Linked DNA regions of Mus musculus: all the other regions are linked to region 1. A link is a loop called in an ENCODE intact Hi-C map of the cell type or tissue named here. Cell type or tissue: heart. All regions are shown on one strand.

Region 1 (2,500 bases):
TGAGGAAGGGAAAAATAACTCCTTACCTTAGAAGGTGGCTCATGCTGCCCTTCACTCTCGAAGGGGCTCAACAGAACCCTAACCTCTAACGGAAAGAAAACTACAACACAGGGAACTTGTTTACAAGAGCCCACAAGCCTATTTTTCCTCTAAAATGTCCTTTACCAGGCACAGTGGCTTATGTCCATAAATGCCAATACTTAGGGTCCTAGAGCACAAATATTCTCTGGGCCAGTATGACAATCTGTCTCAATAATCTAATAATCTTTTAAAAAGATTTATTTCTTCTATATGAGTGCACTGTTGCTATCTCCAGACAACACCAGAGGAGGGCATCAGATCTCATTACAGATGGTTGTGAGCCACCATGTGGTTGCTGAGAATTTAACTCGGGAACTCTAGAAGAGCTGTCAGTACTCTTAACCACTGAGTCATCTCTCCAACCATGATATTTACTTTTAATTGGTGTCTCAATCAGTCACCTCTTAAACAGGGAGGACTCCTGGGTGCTCGCTAAACACCTATACCCGGTCTTAGGAATTCCAAATCACGATTCCTAAATCATTGCTTATAAGTCACCTTGCTTAAGTGCTAATCCAGTGGCTCAGATTTCTCCCAGGACCCAAAACCCAGACAGGCTGGGTCTGTGTCAGCAGTAGGGTAATCCAGGTCCTGTAGGCAGAGGTCCCTGCTGGACTCGGTTGCAGGTATCCGCCTGAATATACCCTCAAACCTTAAAACAAATGAGCACAAAACAAAAAGCCCAGCCTTTGTGCCAAGCAGCAATTAAAGGACACGTGCGGCGGCGAGGACGCGCCTGCGTGGGCGAAATCACCCCTGCCCTTGCTGACACTGGGATTATCCTGCCTCCTGCTACTTTCCGAGCTCTGATCTCATTCGCTTCCTAAATAGTCGATGTCCCCGTCATCGGAGTCCTGGGCGGGCGGGAAGCCCCGAGTGTGCCCAGGACCCGGGCTGTCCGGACGCCGCGCCTCCATCCGAGAGGGGACAAATCCGGGCAGCGCAAGGCTGATCGCCTGTCCCACACAGAAGGGACGCGTATGGGCAGGGACCCGCGCCACGGGCGAGCGCCGTGAAAATCGCCAAGACCACGTGGCGTGGTCCTGGGACTCGCAATGGGGAGAGTACTTACCAGGAGCGCGCCGCGGCGGAAGAGCTGGGCGCCAGGGCGGGACCGAGTTTAAAACCGACCGGACATTGAGCACCGGGGCTCAGCCAACCAGAGTGGCCCAGCGCCCCTCCTGCCCGCCCCTTCCCCCGTTCCCGCCTGACTCCAGCGCCGGCCCTCACGCGCCCCCTGGCGGCACCAGAGCCACTGGCCCCGCCCGCTTCCCCAAAAAGACTTAAACTATGTCTGTCTGTGATATTTGCATGTGCTCAAAATGCCAGACATAGGTGTCAGCTTCCCTGGAGCTGGACTCACAGACAGCTGTGAGCCTCCTAAATTGAATGCTGGGAACTAAATTCAGGTCCTCTACAAGAACAGAACACTGTTTAAGCGGCAAACCATCTCTCTAGCCATGTAAAAACAAAACGTAAACCAACCAAACAGACCAAAACATCCGCCATTAAATTCCTGCTACATCCTGCCACAAGTAAGCCACCTTTTATTTCTCCTTATAGCAACAGCCCTCAAAAGAGTTGCCTACTCTTTGTGTGCTCTTGGTATGTTAAGCGTCACAGGCCACTGAGGAACTGAAAAGTAAGACACCACCATGGTACCACTTACACACTTATCAAAACGCCTGCACCCCAGACCCCACTCATCCATTGCTTGTGGGAACGCAAGAGGAGAATTCAGAAGACAGTGGTGTAAGAAGGAACCAACTGAAGCCATTTGGAACAGGCCTTAACTCAAAGTTTAAGTTCCCAAGACCTCCCTGGGTAACTGACTTCCTGCTTGGTGAGTAGAAGCATGGATGCTAGGTGAGTGCACTTCAACATGAACGCTGCAGTTGAGTCCTGTAGGAACAGAGTAAGTGCACCACAAAGACGTGCTCTTAAGGAAGTCCCCTACCCCTAAGTCCTGATTGGTGGGATAACTTAGCACAGACGTTTATGGATTTCAAGCTTAAAAGCCCCGTACCATTCTGGCTTGGGGTTGCAGTTCAGTTCCTGAGTCTCTTCTATGGCCCTGATTGATCAGCAGCAGCCCGAGTGCAATACATCTTTGTCATCTGCTTAAATACTTACTAAGATGTTCGAAGACGCAGTCAGACGGAGTCTGTGCTGCTGTTCCTAACTGGTTGATTTTTGCTGCCTAATTCAAATAAAGATCTTGCTTTGGGGGGACTCTTGAACCTGCTCGGGTTGTTTTGGATTTTTAGACCCCAACACAAGAACATATCTATAGGCACCTTAAACTGTTTCTCTATTTGTTTCTCAGTATGTGTACGTGAGTGTCTTTGTGTTTGTGCTCGTGTTGCCCATGCACGTGGAGGTCACAGGTTGGTGTTTCTTTCCCTCAATTATTCTCCAC
Region 2 (2,500 bases), 180 kb before region 1:
CAGCTTGCTGTCCTTTTCTGATTACGTTTTAAAGCATCTGGTAAGACTTAAGGTCTAAAGGGCTCAGAGAGATCCTGAGACCTTCATGGAACTTCTTAGTTGTCACCACTAACCACACAGTCAATCGTCTCCCCTGGGCGTTCCCGGACCACGCCCATCGCGCAGACCACGCCCACTCAAATCGCCCCCCCCCCATCAATAGTTTCAGATTCTCATTGGTGGAGAAGTTGTTCTGGGCCCACCCTGGGGGTCAGTGATAGGCTGATCCAGTGTGGGACGGTGGTGGTTGGCTGCTTGGGGACGGGTCTCTGGTGGTGCCTGTCAGAGAGGCTGGCGGCAGTGGCGGCTGTCCGGGCTGGGTTGTCAGTCAGAGAGAGGAGGGAAGATGGCTCGCCCGGACTCGTGCTGCTAGAAGGAGAGGGGCAGGTGGCGCGGCTGCCGGCGGAGCGCAGTCGCCCGGTCGCCGTGGTCGCCGTGGTCGCCGTGGTCGTGGGGGGAGGCCGCGGTAGGTCCGGAGCTGCTCTGGTGAGTCTGCCGCGAGCCGTACGCCGGCCCCTGAGGCGCCGGGAGACCGAGAACTTTCTTTGGTCTGGGAGGAGCGGGGCTGAAGCTGTTGCCGGCGGCGGGTAGGACTTCGTCCTGGGGCGGCGGCCCGTTGCGGGTAACGGCTCCCGCGCGAGGCGCGGCCCGAGAACCCTAAGTTGGCCGCGGCCGGCTGCCCGCTGTGAACGAGGCTCCGTTCCCGGTTGGGCGATGAGCTGGGGGTGCCCCAGGGTCGGCCTAGCACAGAGCCCACCGTAGCCTATGGCCACTGCCCACCCGTCCGCGCCGCCCAAAGCCTGGCCTCGCCGCCCACGCTGGCTCCGCAGACCCGGTGCTCTTCAGAGCGGTGCTCGCTCGGGTCTTGAATCCCGTGGGGCTGGGGGTTCGGAGTGCCAGACCGGTCTGTCTGTCCACCACCAGGAGAGCTCCTCTTCTGCCTGCGCCGCGCTGGACCCTGGAGTTCTGCCTCTTCTGCGGCTGCTGTGACCGCCCTCGAGGATCGACAGGGTTTTCTGTCCACTGAACGGTTTTTTGTTTTTGTTTTTTTGTAAGCTTCTTTCTTTTTTCTTTCTTTTCTTCCTTTCGTTCTTTTTTCCTTCCTTGCCCCCCCCCTCCCCGCACGAAAACACCCCAGGTTTGCAAGCTTCAGCAAAACTGGGTCTCTGCCCTGCAGCGTGCATGTGTTTGCTTTGTACCTTTAGAGTTTAGAGGTTCCTGAAGAATTTGGCCCTAGTGGTTTTGCACTGCACTGAATCGCTTCTGGGATAAAACGCTATTGCACGCGGGCAGCGGCTCCACTGCTCAGGTAGGGGGAGTGCTGCTGCGATACAGAGACTGCTACTGGTTGCATGCAGGGTAACACTGGCTTTCTGTACACTGGGTGTCCTTTGGGTAACAAGGTAGGTTTTGCAGGAGATGTGCCAGCCCTGTGGTTCATGCCACGCGTTGCAGTTTGAGGTTTTCAGTTGTTACAACTTTTATCTACATAAAGCCACAAAGATTAGGGTAACCTTGAAACAATGCGATAGTTCTGGGAGGTGTGTTTTCCTAGGACTGCTCTGTTGCCAATGGCACCAGCCTCCTCCCCCCAACCCCCACCCCCGATCGTTTGTGACCACTTTTCCCCTTTAGGTGAATACATTTTAAGGTTTATAAGATGACTCTTTGTATCACGTTTTTGAAGTACACTGAAGGACAAGAAAGGGGAAAGGTTTCTTTGTCAGGAGTGGTATCAAAATCAAGTATTCAGATAATTTCACTTTAGTAGTAAGGGGGAAGCCCAGCATGTATTTAGAAACCAGACTCTACAATTGACTCATTTTACAGTCATTTGATTTATTAACATTATTTCCAGAAACAAATTAGAAATCCCGTTAATAATCAGTAGCTACAGTCTCTGGGTATGCATGCCAGGTGGAGACTGGGTTGGGTCAATGCAGACAGAGTTCTGTCTTTCCTTTCATCAGGCTTGGTGGCAAGAGCTTTTACCACCAGAGCCATACTGAAGGACCCTGCTTTCCTTTTTCTACTTTTTTGTTTGTTTTTATTCTTCTATTTTATAAAATCCCCTTTGGTTACATTTTTAAAGAATGGTGTAATTTTGACAATAAGTTTAAGTATATCTTCTAGTTCACTTTTATTCAGCATCCTGTTGCCTATTTGTAATCAAGCCTAAGAAATCTTCATAGGTGACTTTTAAGAGTGTAGCTCCAAAACCAGTCATAAGATTACTTATGGCAATAAAGTAGAGATGTGTGAGTGAGACTTTTCAAGAAAATGGAAGGAAAGAAAGGAGAAAATGCTGGCTATGGAATAGCATTTCTCTGTCTTGGCCACATATAGTATTTTGCAGAACTTAAAATTTTTACTCTCAGAAGGAACCTTCCCCACCCTGTTTCCAGCAAGGGCAGGATAGGACCTAGACAACAGCATTTAATTAAACAAGAACTCTCTGAAG
Region 3 (2,500 bases), 130 kb before region 1:
TTCTTCCTGTTATACCTTCTCTCCTCTCTAACCAAGAGGAGAGTCAGACGAGTAACGCCACCTTCCTCAAAAATGACCGTCAGCACCGCTTTGCCCCGTGCGTGCTCCGTGCACGTGGTTAAGAGACCCACTCTGCTTTCTTCCTCCTCTGCACTGCCGTGAAAGTGGCAGCTCAGCCTGGGAGACTGCGTCATAGCCGCGCTCCGGTGGCCCACAGAGGAAAGGGAAAGGGAAGGATGTCACAGGTTGTAACATAGAAAACTGATCCTGACCTTGAAGGCTTGCCACTTCCCCTCAGACACTCTGAAAGAATATGCCGGGAAAGAGGGTGATGTTACTGTTTAACCAAGGGCCATTGCTGATCTACTCATTTTTAAAATTACTCTGTGAATCCTCAAGGTCCAACAGGGAGTCATAAAAGAGTTTGTGATATTTGCTATTAGGCAACTACAAAATGCATACAAAATCCATTTAAACATGCCGAGTCCAAACATCCTTCCATTTCTTCAGTGAAGTTATGCTGTTAAATGAGAATAAACTATAGAAGGAAAGTAACTTAGTGGACACCCCCTCACCGTGTGAAAGCAGGCGCAGGTGCAGCAGACTGGGCTGCACTGGCCCCGAGAGCACTCCCAAACTACTGCTGCAGAGCAGAGGCGTGTAAGAGGGGGTTCTCAGGCGCTTCTGCCTTCCTTCTCAGTGTTTACATGGGGAGTGGGTGGGGGAATGTGGGTTGCACAATTCAAACATGAGAAATATTGAAGCTCCCTCGAGTGTGTGTGTGTGTGTGTGTGTGTGTGTGTGTGTGTGACTGACTGTGCGCACACGCGCAGTTTTGGATTTTCAAGAAAGAAATACATATCCTTTAACAAGATGGACATTACTTTTCAGAAACATTTTGTAGGAAAAAAAATGACCAAAACAAGAAAAAAGAGTCCTTACATATATTGGGTCTCTGACGCCCTTGTGGATCTAGGATCTGTTTTGGTTGCCCCTTGCAGACTGTCTCAGGCTACAACTTCATTAAAGAAGCCCTTGCATTACCTGTTCCTTTATGTTTATTCAGCTTCACTGCACTTGAGTGCCTCCTGTTTATGATAGCAAAAGTGTCATAATTGAGGATATAAAAGAGAATGGACTATCAAAAGAAAAGAGGCACACTCATGAGCAGTTAGAGTGTGGGCTGCAGCGCCTGAGTTCTCACTCTCTGGGATGTGAATGACTCCCATCCACTGGGCTGTAATAAATGGTACTTGCTTAGTCTTACTTGACTCTTTATAGGTAGGCTGCAGCATCCTTCTCAAGGATAGTTAGTCTTAATCTTTATTCTGGCTTCCTGTGTTTCTATTGCAGTAACAAAATACCCTAAACACCTTGCACTGGGCCCCACTTCTGAAGGGTCCCCTGCCTCACACACTGCCACACTAGGCTTACCTAGCACCCAGCACCCAAGCCACGTGGAAACCACACGTTCCTGAAGCATTGCTCAGGAAGTTTCCATGTTTCTGCATGTCTGTGATTTCTGCCTGGACATATTATTGTTCTGCTTTCGAACAGGCAGTAGTTTCTTGTGGAGAGGATGGTTATCATTGTATACTTCTTAAATATATAGACAATCTCGATTTAAAAGTAGATTTAAAATTTTCTTCATATGTAAAATTTTATGTATTGTATTTTCTGTAACAAAATCAAAGTAAAACATTTCTTAAGAAACAGTATGAAAGGACATGTAGATCCCAGCGTGAGCCACAGTGGCCATTCTGTATTGTCATGTTTCTGAAGCATAGTACTATCGAGGTCACTTGAGGTCATGACTGAAGACTGCGAGTGCCTGTGTTTGATGGGATCCTGGGTAAGCGCTCCATTCAGCTCATCTCCCCACTCTGCCACAGCCATCCCCATGGGAGGAAGGGCTAGGGCTTTGTAACCATGCACGAGTGGTGATGGAGCCTGGATGGAGCAGGAAAAGCAGCACTCACTGTAAGGAATTGTCTGCTTCTGTCTTCCTGACTCCTTCTGTTTTCCACATGTGACAAGGACTAAAGCATATCTTTTCTGTTGAGCTTTGTTCTCTTCTGTTGCTGGGAGGAGACGCTATGATGAAGGCCACATATAGAAGATAGAGTTCACTGGGGTCTTGCAGTTCCAAAAGTCCGTGGTCTTCATGGGGAACATGGCAGCGGTTAGGCAGGCAAGGTCCTGGGGAGTAGCTGGGAGCTCACATCTGATCCACAAGCAGGAAGGAAGGAGGGAGGGAGGGAGGGAGGGAGGGAGGGAGGGAGGGAGGGAGGGAGGGAGGGAGGGAGGGAGGGAGGGAAGGGAGGGAGGGAGGAAGGAAGGAAGGAAGGAAGGAAGGAAGGAGGAAGGAAGGAAGGAAGGAAGGAAGGAAGGAAGGAAGGAAGGAAGGAAGGAAGGAAGGAAGGAAGGAAGGAAGACAGAGAGCTTACTGGGAATGGCATGGGCTTTAAAACCTCCAAGCCCACTCACTCCCAGTGACTCA

Evidence for each region. A loop is a pair of places that touch in the nucleus more often than their neighbours do. Peaks named below come from ENCODE experiments on the same cell type or tissue, not always from the same donor. Only the 100,000 strongest peaks of a DNase experiment are listed, where the experiment ranks them.
Region 2: a loop joins it to region 1, with 9 times the contacts of the local background. A loop is called at or near these places in 8 of 42 quality-filtered maps.
Region 3: a loop joins it to region 1, with 2.6 times the contacts of the local background. A loop is called at or near these places in 2 of 42 quality-filtered maps.

What each region holds. Positions count from the first base shown.
Region 1 is chr5:23,849,275-23,851,774 of GRCm38, reverse strand. Gm42228 (a long non-coding RNA gene) reads left to right here. Exons shown (of 2, transcript XR_880875.3): 2 at 1,645-2,321. 2700038G22Rik (RIKEN cDNA 2700038G22 gene) reads right to left here and starts at 1,178. Exons shown (of 4, transcript NR_045042.1): 1 at 1,154-1,178. In heart, CTCF peaks have their summits at 344 (motif pointing right), 1,110 and 1,343 (motif pointing left); a DNase peak (open chromatin) is centred at 1,194; H3K4me3 peaks cover 1,579 bases; H3K27ac peaks cover 1,197 bases.
Region 2 is chr5:24,028,504-24,031,003 of GRCm38, reverse strand. Fam126a (family with sequence similarity 126, member A) reads left to right here and starts at 314. Exons shown (of 11, transcript NM_053090.3): 1 at 314-525. In heart, a CTCF peak has its summit at 1,324; DNase peaks (open chromatin) are centred at 313 and 1,363; H3K4me3 peaks cover 2,022 bases; H3K27ac peaks cover 1,573 bases.
Region 3 is chr5:23,976,434-23,978,933 of GRCm38, reverse strand. The region is part of intron 10 of Fam126a (family with sequence similarity 126, member A); the gene reads left to right. Among named protein-coding and RNA genes, the nearest start is that of Fam126a, 53 kb to the left of the region's middle. In heart, no CTCF peak of the experiment used is centred here; no DNase peak of the experiment used is centred here.